4 separate regions of the Mus musculus genome follow, and all the other regions are linked to region 1. The links are chromatin loops, found by intact Hi-C in ENCODE. Cell type or tissue: left cerebral cortex. All regions are shown on one strand.

What was found. A loop is a pair of places that touch in the nucleus more often than their neighbours do. Peaks named below come from ENCODE experiments on the same cell type or tissue, not always from the same donor. Only the 100,000 strongest peaks of a DNase experiment are listed, where the experiment ranks them.
Region 2: it touches region 1 in a loop (2.4-fold over the local background); 11 of 42 quality-filtered maps call a loop at or near these places.
Region 3: a loop joins it to region 1, with 3 times the contacts of the local background. A loop is called at or near these places in 6 of 42 quality-filtered maps.
Region 4: a loop joins it to region 1, with 2.4 times the contacts of the local background. A loop is called at or near these places in 20 of 42 quality-filtered maps.

What each region holds. Positions count from the first base shown.
Region 1 is chr11:90,180,707-90,185,706 of GRCm38, reverse strand. No RefSeq gene overlaps it. Among named protein-coding and RNA genes, the nearest start is that of Gm11494, 40 kb to the right of the region's middle. In left cerebral cortex, a CTCF peak has its summit at 2,156 (motif pointing left); a DNase peak (open chromatin) is centred at 2,178.
Region 2 is chr11:90,246,210-90,251,209 of GRCm38, reverse strand. Mmd (monocyte to macrophage differentiation-associated) reads right to left here and starts at 1,734. Exons shown (of 7, transcript NM_026178.2): 1 at 1,475-1,734. The coding sequence starts at 1,500. In left cerebral cortex, a CTCF peak has its summit at 1,914; DNase peaks (open chromatin) are centred at 222, 864, 1,236 and 1,897; H3K4me3 peaks cover 2,308 bases; H3K27ac peaks cover 2,294 bases.
Region 3 is chr11:90,388,536-90,393,535 of GRCm38, reverse strand. It overlaps Hlf (hepatic leukemia factor), which reads left to right and starts at 2,619. Exons shown (of 4, transcript NM_172563.3): 1 at 2,619-3,286. The coding sequence starts at 3,172. In left cerebral cortex, a CTCF peak has its summit at 2,511; DNase peaks (open chromatin) are centred at 2,556, 3,245, 3,856 and 4,481; H3K4me3 peaks cover 3,054 bases; H3K27ac peaks cover 2,636 bases.
Region 4 is chr11:90,294,205-90,299,204 of GRCm38, reverse strand. No RefSeq gene overlaps it. Among named protein-coding and RNA genes, the nearest start is that of Mmd, 47 kb to the right of the region's middle. In left cerebral cortex, no CTCF peak of the experiment used is centred here; a DNase peak (open chromatin) is centred at 2,306.

The DNA of each region.
Region 1 (5,000 bases):
TGGCAGGTTTTTTTTTTTTTTTTGTTTCATTTTTGATTTAGCATTATTAAGCTCTAGTGAGCAACTTCTTGCAGCACCCATTTGTGAAGAACTTCCACAGGAACCCGAGGATTCAGCAATGCTTTAGAGGAGTGGTTCTCTGGTCCCATATCAGATATCCCGCATATCAGATATTTACATTGTAATTCATAACAGTAGCAAGATTATATTTATGAGGTAGCAACATAAATAATCTTATGGTTGGGGGTCACCATATTATGAGGAATTGTATTAAGGGGTGATACCATTAGGAAGGGTGAGAACCACTGCTTAATCTTTAGGAGATCTTTTTCCAAATAAAATATTCTATGGCTTAGTGGTTCTGGACTCAGAATGAGTGTTCCTCATAGGTTGTACATATGGGGCCATCCTTCTTGGACTCCATTGAGCTTCTTATTAGTGCAATGCCTGTATCATACCCAGGCTGACCTGGCGAAGATCTTTGAGACTTGAATCTTGGAGTCTGCATTAATAGGACTCTTCATGGATAATTTTGCTATGTAAGTATACGGAGTCTTCAGCATAAACTATGAAAGCAAAGTCTATGGCCATATTGCTTTGAACGTGCCCAGTCTCTTTCTAGTCTTGGAAGCCAAGCAGGGTTGGGTCTGGTTAGTATTCGGTCGGAAGAATAAGAAAGCAGAATGTTTGAATGGGCCTTGAATATCAGCCAAGAGATAACCCAGGATGTGTTCAATACATAGTCCAACAACTGCTCGATAGATTTGGAGAATTAATTTGGTCAAGAGGAAATCCTTTTCTTGGCAACACTTCCTGTTTACCAAGCTCCTAGGAGACAGGTGTTATAAATAGAGTGTCAATCTATTGAGCTCCTGTGTCTCACTGTGGGAGAACCATGCCTTGCTTTCCTCTTGAAGGCAGATCTATAGAAAAATCCATTTGCAATCAGGAAATTTCTTCTTGAGCACAGGACCCCAGTAAGTGGAATTGTCTTGAGTCTGCCAATCACAGGCTGGGGCCAGGCTTAAAAGGCTGCAGTCTACACCACACCCTCACCTTCTTTGCTCTCACTGAACTCTAGTATCTTAACTTTTGTAGTTACCTTGCACCTCCGAGGCCCTGGCATCACCATGGAATAATACGGGACATTTTGGCACCTTTAACCAGATACATAAATAAGTGTGAAAACTGAGTGTGAATGAAGACTCCTAGTACTATGGTCCATATTAATTAAAGTGGCTACTTTGCTCTTGTAAGTTGGGGTTGCCCTATAGGTTCCAGGTTCCTTTAGTGATAACCTCGATTCATGATGGTAAATCTGGCCTGGCTTCCCTTCACTCATCAATGTAATTGTGACGACTTTTCTCTTGGTGTCCTATTAATATTTGGATTAAGATTATTGATTACCTCTCTTGGCCTCAGGTTTTTAGCACCATCAGCACAGACATTTGTTCCTGTTGTTATTGTTGTGTGATTGCTCTGTCTCTGCTTAAACTTCATTTTCTGACCAGCTTTTCCCTCGTAGGTCTGCTTCTTGTAATGTCCAAGGTGAAATGAAGATGAAGCCTATCTCTTTTATTTAATCAATACTAAGATGCCTGCTTTCTCCTTCTTCTCCTTCCTCTTCCTCTTCCTCTTTCTTCTTCTTCTTCTTCTTCTTCTTCTTCTTCTTCTTCTTCTTCTTCTTCTTCTTCTCCTTCTTCTCCTTCTCCTTCTTCTCCTTCTTCTCCTTCTTCTCCTTCTTCTCCTTCTTCTCCTTCTTCTCCTTCTTCTCCTTCTTCTCCTTCTTCTCCTTCTTCTCCTTCTTCTCCTTCTTCTCCTTCTTCTCCTTCTTCTCCTTCTTCTCCTTCTTCTCCTTCTTCTCCTTCTTCTCCTTCTTCTCCTTCTTCTCCTTCTTCTCCTTCTTCTCCTTCTTCTCCTTCTTCTCCTTCTTCTCCTCCTTCTCCTCCTTCTCCTCCTTCTCCTTCTCCTTCTCCTTCTCCTTCTCCTTCTCCTTCTCCTTCTCCTTCTCCTTCTTCTTCTTCTTCTTCTTCTTCTTCTTCTTCTTCTTCTTCTTCTTCTTCACATTGTGGTCACCTTGTCCTTTGGGCTTGTCTTCTTTCATTGTATGAAGCCTTTTCCTTTTGTGCCATCTAGTGGTGACTGAATAAAGAAAAACAACTTGGCAATAGGTCAAGGATGGTGGCTGGCAGAAAAGGGGACTGTAAATACTAGTAACAAGCTGCTGCATTTCCAAACAACCCCTCAGGGTGGTCAGGATGTACGAGTTCCTTCATTCGCTGTGAACATTAACTGCACACTTACCATGCTGGCAGATGCTGGGGAGCTTTGCATTTGATTTGTGTGACTGTGGCACACATGCGGTGTTGCAGAGCTTGGGGGAAGGGTGAACCTCGGTCCCACCATTTGAGACTTATTCCCTGAATTTAGGAAAACTGAAGCTTAGAGAAGGGGTGGCACTTTATTTCCCAATTCTCTTCTCTGTCTCCTCTTCCTTCCTCCTCTTCCTCCTCCCCCACTCCTTTCTCTTCCCTTGTCTCTCCCTACTGCCTAAAATAGGGATCAAATATCTCTATAGATACTCTATACTCGGGAGGGAGACATTTATAACCCATAAGAGAGGTACCCCATCAGTTCTCACTTGTATTCACATATATTTGTACTAGAGTCCATTTTGACTGTGTACCAAGAACATTTCTTGAGAAATATGCACTCTACAATGTTGCAACACTATTGCATTTCAAGGTAACCAGAGTCTGATGTTTAAAATACCAAAATAATCTTTTGTATTTTAAATGTTGGATGGGAACTTATTCCTGGTATTAAGTACAGAGTTCCCTATGTCCTAAAAGTCCAAGGTTAATTTTTTAAAATGTCAGAGGCAAAAATATCATAAACCTACAAAAATTATGGGAGATTTCATTATTTTTTTAGTTGAAGATTGTGGCGGTTTGAATAGGAATGACCCACATAGACTCACCTGTTTGAATGCTTGTCCCATAAGAAATGGTGCTGTTAGGAAGAGTGACCTTGTTGGAGTAGGTGTGGCTTTGTTGGAATAGGTGTGGCCTTGCTGGAGGAAGTCTGTCACCATGGGGGTGAGCTTTGAGGTCTCAGCCAGTTCATTTCCTGCTGCCTTCAGATCAAAATGTAGAACTCTCAGCTCCTTCTCCAGCACCATGTCTGCTGGCATGCCACCATGTTTTCCGCCTTGACAATAGTGGACTGAACCTCTGAAACTTTAAGACAGTCCCAATTAAATGTTGTCCTTTATAAGAGTTGCCATGGTCGTGGTGTCTCTTCACTACAATAGAAACATAAGTCAGACAAGGACATTTAGGTTCAACAAAGTAATGTTTTCAGGCCAAACAGTAAATGACAGAAGGAAGACTAGAAGAGTTCTTTGCTTTCCTTTCTTTTTTTCCCTTTTTTTGGATGTGCTGGTGTTTGAACCCACGGCCTTGTGCATACTAGGCAAATACTCTACCTCTGAGCTACATCCTCTACCATAAGGTGAGATTATATATATATATATATATATATATATATATATATATATATATATGTGTGTGTGTGTGTGTGTGTGTGTGTGTTATTCTTTATTATATCATAATATAGAATATTTTTAAAATAATATTTTATTAATTCTTTGAGAATTTCATAAATGTATTTTGATCACATCTACCACTCTCTCAACTCCTCCCAAATCAGCCCCAACCAACTTTGTGTTTTTCTCTCCCTCTCTCTCTCCTCCCCTCCTCCCCTCCCTCTTTGTCTCATCAAGTCCCTTTGTGTTTCACAACTACTCTTGAGCATGGGGCCTGCTCTGGAGTGTGGCTGACACACCACGTGCCCCATCATTAAAGAAAACTGACTCTCCATATTAAGTTTTTGTGAATTGTTTGAGAATTGTATTCATGGGTGAACCTTTAGGATGATATTCAATTGCCTCTTGTCCCTAGTTCCTTCCAGACCCATCTTCCACCCATCAATATCTTTTAACTTCATATCCTCATCAAAAGAATAACACGTAAGTCTAACTTGTGCTGCCCACATGTTTGTGGGTGTGGGGCCATCCCCTGGAGGGTGCTGGGTGGACCACGTGCCACGCCCTTCTCAAGGAAGGACTCTGTGACTCTTAGTCTAGAGCTTTTTGTGCTGATGTTTCTAACTTGAGTGGAAAATCAAAGGTTACACTCTGCAGAGCAGTGGTTCTCAGCCTTCCTGATGCTGTGGCCCTTTCATACAGTTCTTCATGTTGTGGTGACTCCCAGCCGTGACATTATTTTCATTGCTACTTCATAACTGTAATATTGCTAGTGATGAATCATAAGGCAAACATATTATTCAGTGGTCTTAGGCGAACCCTGTGCAAGGGTCACTTGCCCCCCTCAAAAGGGACTCTACCTACAGATTAAGGACCTCTGCAGTAGCAACTAGTGCAATAGTGGCAGTGCCAAACAATGTCACTAATCTGCATTCTCAAACGATATCACTGAAGACAACTTCCAGCTCTTCCAGCTCTTTATCCCTGTAAATGCCCATGTGGCCCTCTGGCAGCCTCTGGAGAAATACTGTTACATTTTACCACTGAACCATTTCACAGTCCTCTCACTGCCCTGGGTGGAACGGTATCCCCTTCCCAAATTCACACCTATCTGGAACCTCAGAATATCGCCTCATTTGGAAACAAGGTATGCTGAGTTGAGGTACTTCTAGATAAGACTGCCTGAATCTGACACTGGTACCCTTAGTAGCATAGTGGAAGGACAAAGAGACACTGGGAGACAGAAATGCCATGCAGAGATGGAGGCAGAGATGGGAGTGCATAATTCATGGAACATGTAGGATTGCCAGCCATTACTAAAACTGGAAGAGACAGGAGACAGAGCTTCCCCCTGAACCTCCAGAAAGAAGCAGCCTCTTGACTTCAGACATCCGGTCCACAACTGAGGGGTTGAAATTTCTGCTTTAAACCATCTTTTGTGTGTGTGTGTGTG
Region 2 (5,000 bases), 66 kb before region 1:
TTGGTACAATAAGCAAAAACAGACATTTTCCTTCTTTTTATAGAATTCAAAAGGATAGACTAGAAACCCAAACTCTTCGTCAAATAGGGAAGGGGTAATTTTGCAGAATATAGCTACTGGTCTCTGAAAGCAGGAAGCCCACAAAGACATGCAAAGGAAAGAATCAGACAAACAACCCACACGCACAGGACATGAGGTTCACACACGTTACAGAGTCTCTTAAATCCACTGTGGTTCTAAACGAGAAAGACCAAGGTTCCTTTCTGCCTTTGACATAGAGACGTAGTTCTCCTCCAACGATAGTGCCAGACTTCCAGCCACCAAGTAATAAGCAATATTCAGAAAGCAATCCAAATCTTCAAGCCGATCTCCCCCAATACTGAGCGCAAAGACCACCCTCATCCTGTGCATGTTGTGTTGGCTCTTTTACCCTTTGAGACTGGAAGAAATGAGATAAGCATTAATGAGTGAACAGGGGAAAGAAGGGAAAGGAAAACTAAATGGTGTGTTTACATTTTAAAATAAAAAGAAAGACCACTTCAAACTCAATAGCCTGCTCGGAAGATTTTAAGCATTTCTGCTTTTGAATTCTCTGGTACATCACACTAGGCTACCCTGTTGGTGGTGAAGGGCTGGGAATGGGTATGGCTGCCAGGCTCAGACAAAGGGATGGAGTTACCAGAAACCCCATGGGTGAACTTTCACCCACTTAGAAACATTAAAGCCCAGAGCTTTCTTTGGGAACAATAGGTCGGCAGCCTTCATCATTCCTTCCACGCAGGTAATCCACCCGGGAGAGAAGGGCCACACTATGTCCCTCAAGTCGGGCTACCCTACCACCTCTTTAGTGTAGAGCAGACAACCCGCCTTCCGGTGGCGCCTCCTCCGTTCTTTCTCCCTATTTCCTAAAACCAGGTTTCTCAAAGGCATGTCTCTCCACCTGAATGCTAACTTGCCCCTGCCAAAAAAAAATCCCCCAAATAGCACACCATTAGGTTCTTAGCCCGAGACACACAACCCCTCCGGACACCATCAGGAAAGCTGGACCTAGAGAAGCGTGCCTCAGTTTCCCTGTCTCTAGGGCCAACCACCGACAAAACACCTCAAAAAGCTCAGGCCAGACCTCCTACCCGCTGTAAGACAAACATCGCCACAGGGTGCTGCAGCAGCCTTAAGAGACCTCACGTTGGGGTTTGTATAAGGGTGGAGGCCCTGAGTGGAGTCGTGGGGAGGGGGCTCTGAGGCTGGAGTAGTCTGCTAGAAGCTAGCAGCAGCGGTGTCTGGATGGGGATCTCAAGGGCCAAGCTAGGTTTGCAAGCGGATGGAGGAGGCAAAGCAGATGCGGGGTCCCGGGGCACAGATCCCAAGCTGCCTGGAGGAAGGGGATCGCAGAACTGCGAGTCTTCCCGGGAGCCGGTCCTCGTCAGGGCTCGGGATCCCCCGGGACGGAGCACGTTCCCCGCAGAACTCTCACCGCTGGAATCGATTCCTGAACCGCATTGATCCACCGCTCCACCGCGGGGGCCGGGAGCTCCGTCTCTTTTGCACCGGCGGCAGGGCGCGCCGGCCTCATGGGCTTGAGCTGCTCCGAGGCCGCTGGCGTGCCAGGCGGGAGCCACGCAACTGGGCAGGGCCGGAGTGGGCCACACCGGGGGTCGGTCAGCACAGGGCCCGGGCCAGAGCAGGCGCCTGGGGGCGGGAGGGAGGCCGCTTAAACGGCCCCGGCGCCTCCCGCCTCCCGCCTCCCTGGCTCCTCCGCCCCCGGGTGCCTGGGCCCCGCCCCGGAGCCCGGCTCCGCCCCTGCCCGCTGCTCTCGCTGCGTGCGCCCGCAGCCACCTGCGCGTCACCGCGCCCAGTGGCCAATCAGTGTCCGGAGCGGCGCAGGGCTCCGCTGCCATTCATTTCCCTTGAAGCTCGGTAGGTGGGGCGGAACCTCAGAGCCGAGGGGTGTGGCTAGCCGAAAGGGGAGGAGCGCTGGGAGGGCGGTGCTCTGCATTAAAGCTTTGAGCGTGTGAGCTGCAACAGAGAGGAAGGAACAACGGTGTGTAGGAGATGGCCCACAATCTTAGAAGCAGCTGTGCCGGAAGTGGCAGCGAGCAAGAATCTATCTCTGCCTTCTAATCTTGGCCCCATATCGTTTATCCAGCCTTCATTCATTTCTGCGTCCTTCCTTTCATTTATTTCTTCACCTTTTACGCTGTGTAAAGACGGATTAGTAACACGGCTGTCCTATAAAGAAGAGATTGGAATTTCTCCAGGGGGATTCTTCTGGAGAGATCTTTTTACGTCCTCCATTTTATTTTCTATTTTTTAACCCAAGAAATTTCCAAGGAAAGAGTAGACTTGAATCGGCCCCTTTTGCTAAACCTCTGTAAAGCTAAAAGGACTTGCCAGAAGAGCAGATCCTAGGGAGAGAAGAGATAAGAGGTAGTGAATACACTCAGAAGAATACTGGAAAAAAGGAATTGACATGTGCAGGACCTGTCAGCATCACTCCTGAAATCCAGGTGTGCTCCCATCCAGGAAACCTGCCCACACACATCCCCCACTCCTCAAACTTCACCTTCTTGAGGGACTTAGGGCCAGCTTCGAAGCAGTATTTACTCTTTTTGAAACGAATGAAAGATGGGGGGATGCCGGGGAATGGTTTCACCCACCATTCTAGTGTCCTTCTCTTTAAGTGCCCCGGGGTGCTTTCCACAACAATTGCTTTGATCTTGGAAGGAATCCTTAGGTTCAAAATTATGTTACTCATTTCACAGGTATGGAGGCCAAGGCTTTGAAAGGTGGCACTGTTTACAATAGCCAAGTTATTATATTAGTGTAGGTGCCTACCAAAGGATGTAGAAAGAAAATGTGGTGTGTGTGTCTAGAGACAGCATGGAAAATTAGTCAGCCAGAAGGAAAAAAATGAAGACTCGGGAGTGATCTTTCCATTCCAAAGCTGCACACTTGGTTTAAAAGGACAATCGGCTCCAATAGAGGAGGACTGGATTGTTCTTCAGTGTGTGTGTGTGGGGGGGGGGGGGGTTACGAGTAACTACATTTCTGGGAACAGAGAAATGGATGGAACTAGATATCATCATATGAAATGAAATAAATAAACCAGGCTCAGAAATACAAATGTTAAATGTTTTCTCTCATATGTTAAATGTAGAGAAGTGGGGGTTGGGGAGTCATCAATGTAAAAGAGGATCAGGGAGTGAAAAAGAAACTTGCCCGATGCAAAACAGATTCCTACATAGCTTCCTCTAACACGAAGCACCAGATACCATCAGGTCAGTATGCCAACGGCCTCTCCCTAAGTTTTAAAACAGCACAATTCTTAAAACACACACCTGACTCCTTTTGCACTCACAGTAAAGCCTGACAACTAGCATAGCTTGAAAATCTACCAATTGACTACATGGCACTCCCCTTATAAACGATCAAGGGGCAGTAACAAAGGTACTAACTAAAAGATAACTGAAAATTAGCCACATGAAATGACAACCTAAGGGATAGGAACTGTAATCACAACAAATGTCCCACTTCCTTGGGGGCGGGGGGGACGACGCAGGGGAGGCTATTGTGTGAGAGGACCTAAGAAGTCTCTGTACTTTCCTTTTGGTCTTGCTCTGAACCTCAAGCTGTTAAGATGATTTGCTTTTTCTCTTTAAGAGAAAGAAATGAAATGTTGATGCCGTCTTCGACATGAACAGACTTTGAGAACTGTATATGAAACAAAAGAAATCAATTACATTCAGGTCACATATTATATAGCTGTAGAGCCAGCCAGCCTAAGTTTAGTGAGAGATCCTGTTTCAAAAGGTAAGATGGCAAAGGGAGACACCCGGCTTTCACCTCTGGCCTTCACACAGATGTGTTCACATGAACACATGCACCTACCTACATGTACACATACCTACAGAATTATGTACATGCAACATATACATGGGAAATATGATGTCCTTTTGCATCCATTTATGAGGATAAATCCCAAGTGTATTTGCAGAAAGGAAGTCCTGGCTTCAATTTAGGGCCCAGGATTGCAATGGTGGGAGGAGACGAGAATGGGAAGGTTTTGTTTGGTGTTTGTTTATTTTGGTTATTGGTTGTGCGTTTTCTTTTGTTTGTTCTGCATTAACAGAACATAACGTTCTTCTTAGGCTTGGGGATATAGATCTTGCTATAAAACTGCAGAAACATTTGTGGGAAAAAAAAAACAAACCAACCTGTTCCTTACAGGAAGGGATTTGTCATAGCGTAGACATCAGATGCTGCAGCAGCTTTTGGGAGAACACCTGCTCTGCTGACTGAGGTACACAGGCTCCCCAGACAGGATGCTGATGAGACTAGAGCACACCTGGGCCCTGGTTCCCTGACAGTGATGGACCAGTCAGAACAGAACAGAGTCACTCAAACTTTGACTTGAGATGCCCTGGGAGGATTAAATGAACTGTTCGCTCAGATCTGTTACTGGGTTTTGCTATATCTCCACAAATAGAACTTCTGGGAAGCTTTAACAAAGAAAGACCCTCCCTGAAGGTGCCGGGAACCATCCTGTGTGCCAAGATCCCAGGCTGAATCAGAAGTGGGGCACGAGAAACCAAACTGAGCACCAATGCTTATTTCTCTGCTCAGCATGGTTGAGAGTGTGGCAGCCACCTCTCAGCCTTGCTGTCATTCACTCTTCTTCATGATGGGCTGTATCCTTCAACCCATGAGCTAAGGAAAACCTTCCTCCCATAGCTTCTTAGTTGTTTGCTTGTAGCAATGAAAACCAGTAACGAATACGGGTACATAGTCTATGCTGCTCTTTCTGATGAGGGGGAGTAAGAGAAGAGGTAAAACACTCCTTAATCCAGAGGATGCTGCTTGAGGTGTTTTAGGACTTAGGGAGGGATTCAGCAGGTACAAGGGTTTGTAGACACGTAGGAAGAGGGAAGAAGGACTAGAGTAGAAAAAAAAAAAAGATTGTGAGAAGTTTTCCTAAGAGTATTTCCCAACAAATAAAATTT
Region 3 (5,000 bases), 210 kb before region 1:
TCTCTTGTGAGACTATGCCGGGGCCTAGCAAACACAGAAGTGGATGCTCACAGTCAGCTAATGGATGGATCACAGGGCTCCCAATGGAGGAGCTAGAGAAAGTACCCAAGGAGCTAAAGGGATCTGCAACCCTATAGGTGGAACAACATTATGAACTAACCAGTACCCCGGAGCTCTTGACTCTAGCTGCATATGTATCAAAAGATGGCCTAGTCGGCCATCAGTGGAAAAAGAGGCCCATTGGACACGCAAACTTTATATGCCCCAGTACAGGGGAACGCCAGGGCCAAAAAGGGGGAGTGGGTGGGTAGGGGAGTGGGGGTGGGTGGGTATGGGGGACTTTTGGTATAGCATTGGAAATGTAAATGAGCTAAATACCTAATAAAAAATGGAAAAAAAAGAGAAAATTACTCCAAAAAAAAAAAAGTTAAAAGATGAAACCTTCCTCTCTCTCTGACAAGAGCACAGAAGCTCTCCTGTGTGTGTGTGTGTGTGTGTGTGTGTGTGTGTGTGTGTGTAGATTAACATGGGCATCTTCTCTGTTTCTGAGACAGGGTCTCTCACTCAACCTGGAGCTCACTCATTGCCTAGGCTGGCAGCCAGTGAGCTTTTAGGATCTCCCTATCTCTGCCTCCCCAGTGCTGGGGTTACAGGCCCATGCTGCTGCTGCTGGAGGCTGTTCTTCCTCCCTCCCTCCCTTTTCATGTTGATGCAGGGGAATCCAAGCTTGTATCTTCATTCTTATGACCCAAGTGCTCTTTAATCCACTGAATAATCTCTTCAGCTTCCAGCGGAGTCCCTTCTTTTCTGAGAAGCAAACCGACTGAAGGGTTGGGAAGTTTATGAGGGACCACTGGCTCCAAGCTCACCTCAGGCGCTTCTCTGCACTCTCCTTCCAGTAACAGATGCCCACGTCAGCTCTCTCTGTTACTGGGTTTTGGAGTCCAGACTTTGTGTGCTTCTATGGCATCCTTTCCCTGGTATAGCCAGGTCTTATCCATCCATCATCTCACCAGCCCCAGCCCAGTCAATGGCATGCAGTGGTGCTCACTGAATGTACACCGCATCCACCCCAGGGCTCATGTTTCTGGGATCTGACATCACAAGAGCATCTCAGAATGTCATCTTACCATTCACTTTGCCCAGGTGTTAGCAGGAGGAAATGAAGGCCACGGGACCAGCCGTCCATTTACCCGGAAACTTCTGCTCAGAGAAAGAGTCAGGGCTACTTATCATGAACTTCCAGTGCCCTTGGCCAGGGTCCGGAATTTCCTGAATTTTAGATTTCTCTTCTCTCCTTTCTTATCTCTCATTTTTTGGTAGTGGGGTGGGGGAGGGGCATCCCAGTAATATTTGCACCCCAGGAACCCAGTCTATGTTCACAAAAGCCTTTCTGCCTCATTGAAAAGCTTCTTGCAGACCCTTCCCCACAGGTCTGAGGAGACAGCTCACTGTGATATAGAACTAGCTAGACATGGGTAAGGCCATACATTCAACCATCAGTACTGCAAAAACCATCCCACATGCTCCTCCACGGGTCAGGGGGACTTAGTGCTGGATAGAAATGTGTAATTGGTGGGTGGGTGGGGGTGGAAAGTGGAAAGAGAAGCGTGGAGATGCGGTTCGTGTGTCTCAGTTCTCCTGGCTGGGGAGGCAGAATGCCTACATTCCAATCCATCCACTCCGCCAAGGTGTTCTCCCCCACACCCTCAGCAGCAAGGTCAAAAAACTGGCCTTTTCACAGCCTTCAAAAGGCCAGAGGGATGTGCTGCAGCCACAAACAAGATTCCCCTAATCTTTTAACAAAGAGTTTACAAATTTATTTTAATTAGTATTCAGACCTTCTAAGTTAGCCTAATTACAGCCATGCTGGGCCTTTTAAATACTCCTAACTTTCATTCCTTGTGTTTAAGTCTCTCCTGCTTTCCTTCCATTGCAAGCAAATGTCTGTCTTGTTAATTCCCTCGGACAGCGTGGGAGACAGTTCACTTCAGTCTGCAGCTCCTGTCTCCATTCTACGTTTTTGCACATTGTTTGGAATTCAGGAAAGTTGATATCTTAGGTCGGATATGCAGTGGGGCTAGAAGGAAAGTACTAAGCTCACCAGGAGCGAGGAGGAGAAATATCCAGAAGTCATTCGCTTCAAGTCTATCCAAATCTCCTAAACTTGTCCTGGGGAGCTTTAAAAAACATTGCTAGCCAGGACATCGCCCCGGGGGTTGGGGGTTCTAATTTAAGTCCGGAATGCCACTTGGCCATCTTTTAAAAATCATCTTCTTTTAAAATCACCAATTTATTTCCACATTGCAAACCACTGACACGAATTTCTCATTGTTCTGCTCTGGGGGGCGGGGGGGGGGAACGGAGGGGGAAGGGCTCGCGTGCAAAAGGAGTCAGGGTGAGAGTTAGCGCGCGTTATTCCCAGCGCAAGGCAGAGAGTGAAGCAGGAAATCTGGCACCTGTGCTTTTCGCAGCCCACCAACGCCGCAAGGGCCGGAAAAACAGCGCGTGCGGCGATGCTACACACGCAGCCCTGGGGGGGCGGGGTGGATGGGCGGGCCCGATTTGGGCCCCGCCCCTGCACGCCTATCGGCGCGCGGTGCGGGCCCTGACGTCACTCTTGTCAGGGCAGCGGCACATGGACTGCCTGATGCGCTGAGCCCGGCGCTGCGGGGCCGCGGAGCGCGGGGAGCAGCGGCCGCGGCGGGGAGGGGGGTGGGGCGGGACGGCACAGCCTCCGGTGCTCGCGCGAGGGGCCGGGGCCCGCGCTTTGCCTTCTGCTCATCTGCAGCCGTCTACGTTTTCAAAATTTCTCTCTTTCCTTTTTCCCCCCACCTCCTTGCAATTTTGAACATTTTGCAAGACTGAGTGTTGGAGGCAGGTGAGAAAGCATCCTGCACTGGGTCGGAGGAGTCCGCGGCGCTAGATGCGCCTTCCCTGGACTGTCGGCACTGAGAACACGAAAGTTTTTTTGTTTTTGTTTTTGTTTTTTTTTGATATTTGTATGCTGATGTATTTACAAAGACAGAAGTGATTTTTTTTTTTCTTCCTTGTCTGCACTGTTTTGAAAGCGAGTACTTTTGGTTGGCAAAGGACGGAGGAAACAAAGCTCATCAACATTTCGGGGCGGCGATTGGCCTTCTTTTTAAAAAGACAATTGAGTGCATCACGATGGAGAAAATGTCCCGACAGCTCCCCTTGAACCCCACCTTTATCCCGCCTCCCTACGGCGTGCTCAGGTCCCTGCTGGAGAACCCGCTGAAGCTCCCCCTTCATCCTGAAGACGGTGAGCGTTGCCTCGGCAGCTGGGCTCAGGGAAGGGACTACACTCCCAGGGACCCCCCTAGTCGGCTGGGAGGGCACCAGCATCTTTCTTCCCCTCGCCTTGCTTTAGTGAAATTGGGGGGCTTACTCCCTCTTTCTCCTCAATGCAAAGGGGATCCCTCCGGGGCAACATTTGAAATAGCGCTGGGAACCTGGCTCGCCTGCCTTTCTAGGTCTGTCCTCCTGCAGCGCAGGTGACAGGTGAACTTGACAGGTCAGGATCGCTGCTTTGAGTGACAGGGTGTGCGCTTCCCTGGGAGACTAGTGTCTCTGGGACTGGAGAGGAGAAAGGGCGGGAGGTGGCTGGTTGGAGCCTGGCAGAGAGGGGGGGGTCAAAGTAAATGGGGGTTCTCACTCGGCGGCAGCCTGAATATTCGGATCGTGTTAGTGTTTTGTGTTGTGAACTCACGCGGCATGAGCGGAGAGGCGCTTTCTCCCGCAGACCCGCAATTCACAAAGCGGGGTGGGGGTGGGGGGAGTGGTCTGTCGGCGGGAAGCGGTGCACGCCTCCAGCGCTGACACTTTCCCGGTGCTCTCTTCCCGGTGGGAGGGGAGAGCTGAGCAGGCTCACGTGTAACCGCGTGCAGGAGCCTCCTCTGGCTTGAGCCCTTTCTTGGTAAGTCTCAAACCTTCCCTAGGCAACCGTGGCTTGGAGCTAAGGAGACGGGTAGGGGGATATGGTGGGGAGTGGGGGGGGGGCTGGGGGTAGATGCATGTGAGACCTAGCTGGGAACGCAATTGATGCCAGAACGGATTTGTGTTTTGGGCCGGTGCAGTTTCTTGCCTTTGGTGTTATCACAGTGACAGAAGCGAATTATGCTGCTCCTGCATAAATTCTTGAAAAGATTATTTGGCTGGAAATAGCTTCGGGGTGTTTGCATCAATTTCCCTGGGAGAGAACGCCTGTTGCATTGCAAGAGTTGCTGGTGCTTGATTGCGCGTGCAGACCGCCCCCCACCCCCAATACCCTCCCGCACTGCTTCTTAAGGAGTAGCATTTGGGAGAAATCTGCGGATGCGTTAGGCTTTTGTGGTCGATGTTTTTAAGCCTAACTCTAATGAGACTGCGGAGGATTTGAAGATTCGAATGGGTGGCGGTGGGACTACATTTCTCTAATGAGAAACAAAACAAAACAAAACTCAGAATCAAATTCTCTAATCCCTGATTCCACCCACACCTGAATATTGGCAAAATGCAGACAGCTCGGTAAAGACCAATCCGGGGGTGCTGTATTTCCAGGCAGGAAATAGCTGCATTCTTACCCTCAGAGAGTAGAACACAGCACCTTTGCATAGTACTGCCTTGTGATGGGGTACATAAATGTTTGCTTTCTTTTTGTAAATTAGGTAATATTTAAATGTTTGGGGGGAAAAGGAAAAAGAATCCACCTTCTAAAACAGACTTAGTCCTCTTGAGGGTTCTAAGCAAATGGATGAGTTCGAAAGTACTTCATTTCTACCCCGTCACCCCGGCCTGCCCACCCCTCCCCCCACAGTCTCCTTCTATGGTGAGAGAGCACCCTTATCTTCCTTGTAAATGGGGGATAATTGTAGGCTTGCACGTTTATTGAGATAATACATGGAAAGGAATAACGCAGAAACGACGCGTAGTATTAAGGGAAGGTGGGGGCGGGGACTGCTTACTAAGACTAAGCTTGCATACCCTGGTTTGTAAGT
Region 4 (5,000 bases), 110 kb before region 1:
GAGACACCTCTTCAGTCCCTCTCCATCTTATATTTTGACACAAAATCTCCCACTGAAACCATAGTTGACCAATTTGGCTAGATAGGATGGCCCATGAGCCCCAGGGGTCCTCCTGTCTCTGCCTCTGTAGCACTGAGACTGCACACATACACTGCCCTATCAGGATTTTTATATGGGTCCTGAGGAATGAAACTCAGGTCCCTGTCCTTGTGCAGCAAGAACTTTGCCAACTGAGCCATCCCCCTGGCCCTGGACTCAGCTTTTGATCTGTTGAGCTAAGAGGGACCAGGTTCATCCTAAGGAGCACTCACAAGGCCATTTACTGGAGCCTTAGTTAAAGGTATTACATTGCTTAAATTAGTAATTTAAGTGAGATGATGCATCTATTCTAGCAAGAAGGAAGGCTATTTTCTTTCTAGTTAAGTTATCATATTTTTCTATGGTAACCATGAAACAGTTACCATAAAAGCAGTTACCTTCATCTCTTCATCTACAAACTGACCTCATAGCAATAATAACAATTATTCCTGGGGTGGTTCTGTTGGTCAGTCTTGTGTCATGCATGAGACACAAGACTTGGTCTCCAGTTTCCCAACATGCCTCTGTGACAGTTACAGGCCCTAAATATATAGACTTGGAGCATAGGAGGCCTCTGCAACTTAGCCAAGACTACTTTATTAGTGATCAATATCATCAAGGAAAGTCACTTTGAGGCATTGACAAAGCATAGGCCACTGTTGGTTGATTCCTAACAAGGATTTTGAATCCCTGCAAAATGATTAACCTATGCTGTCATGTCATCAAACACGAGTGGCATTCCATTAAAGCCACCAAGTATAAATTCATACCTATTTAATTTTTATTGAATGTTGAAGATCTTTAATAAAACTGAGATGCCATGTTATTTATCTGTGTGTGCAGGGGGTAGGGTGGGTATGTGTGCCTGTGAGTGTGGCTTCATGATGATGCTGAGTGTCCTCCTCTATTGATTATTCTCTTATTCTCTTGCGACATTGGACCCAAAGCTGGCTGTTTTGGCAAGGCTGGCTGACCAGCAAGCTCCAAGCATCCATCATCTTTATCCTCCAACACTGAAGTTGCAAGCATATGTGGCTGTGCCCAGGCTCGTATGTGAATGCAGGGAGTTGAACGTGCATCCTTACCCTATGTATAGCAAGCTTTTTTTTTTACCCACTGAGCCATCTCCCCAGGCACAAAGGAAGCTTCTTTAACTGAGAACTCATCCTTTGACTCATTCTCTTCCTGTTTCCCACTGTCTCTCTGGGCACTTTCTTTGGCATTAAAGTTGGCTGTAATGACCAATGATACCCTGGTGACCTAGGAATTGTTAATTACTCTTCAATCTCTTTTCAGAGTTAAAACCATATATGTCCAGTTGCCCACTAGACACATTCTCTCAGAGGTTCTAAAAGCAATCTAAGCTACAGATATCTGGAACCCACTTCATCTCCTTTTGCCCCAGACAAACTTCATTGTCTGTCTCTTCCTAAGCAGCAAGAGCAGGGGCCTGGAAATCTTCAGACTGTTTTCTTCTGCTTTTCTTGATAGAGTCCATTGGTCACCAAGTTCCGTAAAGGATTGTTCCCAGAGTCTCCTGATGGCCACGGGCAGCAGCATTAGGAAGGTCATCAGAAATCAAAGTACTTGAGTCTCAATGCTGATTCTCTTGATCAAAATCTCTGGGTACAGAACCCTGAGATTTCTATTTTAATAAACACGCCAGGTGATTCTGGCACATGCTCTAAATTCACATTCCTTGACATGACTTTAAATATCCTGTCCCAGGGGCTGCTGTTTGGACATACATTCACTGCTTCACATCAGAACTGCTACAATTACTTCTCAACTTAGTGTGACGTGAGCTCCCTGCCTCCTACAGGTGTGCATGTGTGCATGAGTGCTCATGCACACACACACCCCTCCCCCCCACCTCAACAGCTAGTATGTCCTTCTCCAGCTTTACAACTCTCCAGGTTACTGTCCCCAAATATCTGATCATGCCTTAATTCTTACAGGAAACTAGTGTTGCCCTAGCATATAGATAGTTAGGACTGTTCCTAAGGAATATGATATGGTTAAGACATACATTCTAAAAGTAACGGGAAATAAGTGAAATTGTTGCAGGTAGGTGATGGCTGGAGAGAGCTCAAAGGCAGAGAGAGCAGATGGAGAGCTCTACCCAGTTTCTACAGTTTTTGCCACCATCAGAGATAGGATTTAGAGATGAGACAAAGTAAGTCGGAGGCAGTTTATTTCTGAGTGAAAGCAGATACCAGGAGAAAGTGTGGGTTGATCAAGAGAGTCAGGCAACCTAGAATCTTGGATAGTATTGTATGATCAAATTGCTTATTCATGAGTTAAGGTGCTGAATGCTTAGTCAGTGCACAAAGTTTAGACTCAGACAGTCCTACAGGTCCTCAAGAGAGACATGGACCTAAAAGAAAAAAACAGGAGAGCCTCAGCTTGGAAGAGGCTCACCTAAGTCTTCAGTCAGGTAGACAGAACAGATTGAGCCATGCTCCCTAGAGAGGCACATGACACCCAATGAGACCGGTTGCTCATCTTTCTCGGCTATAAATTCCTCGACGGCAAGTCTTCGATCTTAAGCTTTCTTGTTTCTCAAAGGCCAATGTTTTCACACCTGAAGCCCAGCTTAAGTTCATGAAGCTGTTGTTGAAAACAGATCAAGATGGAGACAGTTGTGTTCTGGCACACCTATGCTGTGCACCCCACCTCCAATCCCTGTTGTGTACCCCACCCCTGTTCTTTTGCCCCACCTGCCATATTTTGGGGGGCTTGCTCATTCGCAAGCTCAGTCCGAGAATATGAAAATACTCGCTCACATATTAATTTTAAACCACGAAGCTCAAGCATCACGTGTGAGGGGACCTGAAGTGACTTTAAATGGTGCCTAGGATTCTCCTGGGTGTGCTCCACTTTCCTGAGTCATTTTCTTGCTTAGACTGTCAGGGAGAGGTCACTGCCACAGTGGAAGTGAAGATAAGCAGAAGGTGTCAACCTGACTGCACAGGTAGTGGACAGGAGGGATAGGCTGAGACGTGATCAATGTGACACAAAAGGATATGGAAGAGTTTCAGGGGATAGCAATGCCCTTTCAGTCTCTGCTCCCCAGAGACATTGAAACATCTCCATGGTTTAAAAGGTCAGTCAGCCAAAGAAAAGAGCACCCTGAGGCCAAAGCCTGAGAAATTTGAGCAGCCCTAACAAATTGAGTAGCATGATCCAGAAAATAAAGTAAAACCAGTGGCTGTATATGGATAGAAACAGGCGACGGGAAAAGCAAGTCCATGAAGGAGAATGGCCAACTGCCTGGAGAAGAATTCCAGGTAATTTCATGTACATACTCTGTGTTCAAGGATGCAGAGGATAACTCCCCATTCCTTAACTGTGGGCTGAGCACTATGATGTCGCACCTAAGGACTCAGTGTGGAAACGGAGAGAAGAGCACTTACAGAGAAGTAAGTATAAACACTTCCTAAGCCAGGGACGAAGGTCAACATCATCCATGATGAGTCATGGTAGAAGAATACCAGTGGGTCTTTATAGTCTTCATCAAAAACCCAGAACCACTGGCTGACAGTGAGAAAAATGTCAGACTAATCCAAATGAATACACCTTATACAGTACAGCAGACCAGCACTATTCAAAACACACACACACACACACAAACACACCCCACACACACCACATACACACACACACACACACACACATACCACACACACATACACACACCACACATACATACATACCACACATACCCACACTACATATACATGCATACATACATACATACATATACATCACACATACATAGCACACACACACACACACACACCACATATATACACACATACCACAGAATCACACATACTTACATATACACACATCACATAAAATACCTGTACCACACACACATACCACAGATTCACAATACACACACCACACATACATACACATCACACATACATAGCACACACACATACACACACCACACATATGTACCACACATGCACACAACACACATATCCACACCACACATATACACACATCACACATACACACAACACATACACACATACACACATGCACACACACAACCAGCAGCAGCAGCAGCAGCAGCAGCAACAAAACTGAAAAATTATCATAGCCAAGAAGAGCGAAGAACTTACAAAGACTTAATGTAACATGGGATCCTGGAGCCCATAAAGGAATCACGTAAAATATAAGGAAATTTGAACAGGCATTATCTTTACTTACTAACAATCTATTGACTTGGGTGCAGTAACCATGACTAATACACCATCCTGTGGGCTAAGATATCAGTAATAGGGCAAACTGCACATGGGAGGATGTGGGAACTTCATATTATCATAACAGCTTCTCTGTAAATCTAAAAAAAAAATTTCCAAAAATAGAACCAAATTTAAAGGCAAAGTGAATTACAAAATGGAAAAAACTCAAAATTTGCTAGCATTAGATGGCAGGAGTCTTTATAAGAACAAACACACAAACCATGTGTGTGGTATGGATGTGTATATACACTGCTATGGCTGGTTTTAATGTCAACTTACTACGAATTAGAAGTGTCTTGACTGCCCTGTTTGCTGGAGATGACCCACTCAGATGTGAGTTCGGCAGAAGGAAGAGCATCTTGCCTTCTCCTCCCACGGGCTTCCCGCTTGCTACTGAGCTAATCTGTCCTCTTATGGCTGCCATTGATCCCTTCGCTGTGATCAGACCATCATTTCCAAGCTTCCTTTGTGGACTAGAGACCACCAGGCTTCCAAGAAACCTCCTGGCTTCTGGTACCATGTTGAAACTGCTAAGGCCTCCCCAGCCTGACAGATTGAGTAACCACCAGCTTGTCAACTCTCCATTCTATTGTCACACATAGCTTTTATCTTGTTGGTTTTTCTCTCCTGGAGAACTCTGACAAACACATGTATGTTTGTGCA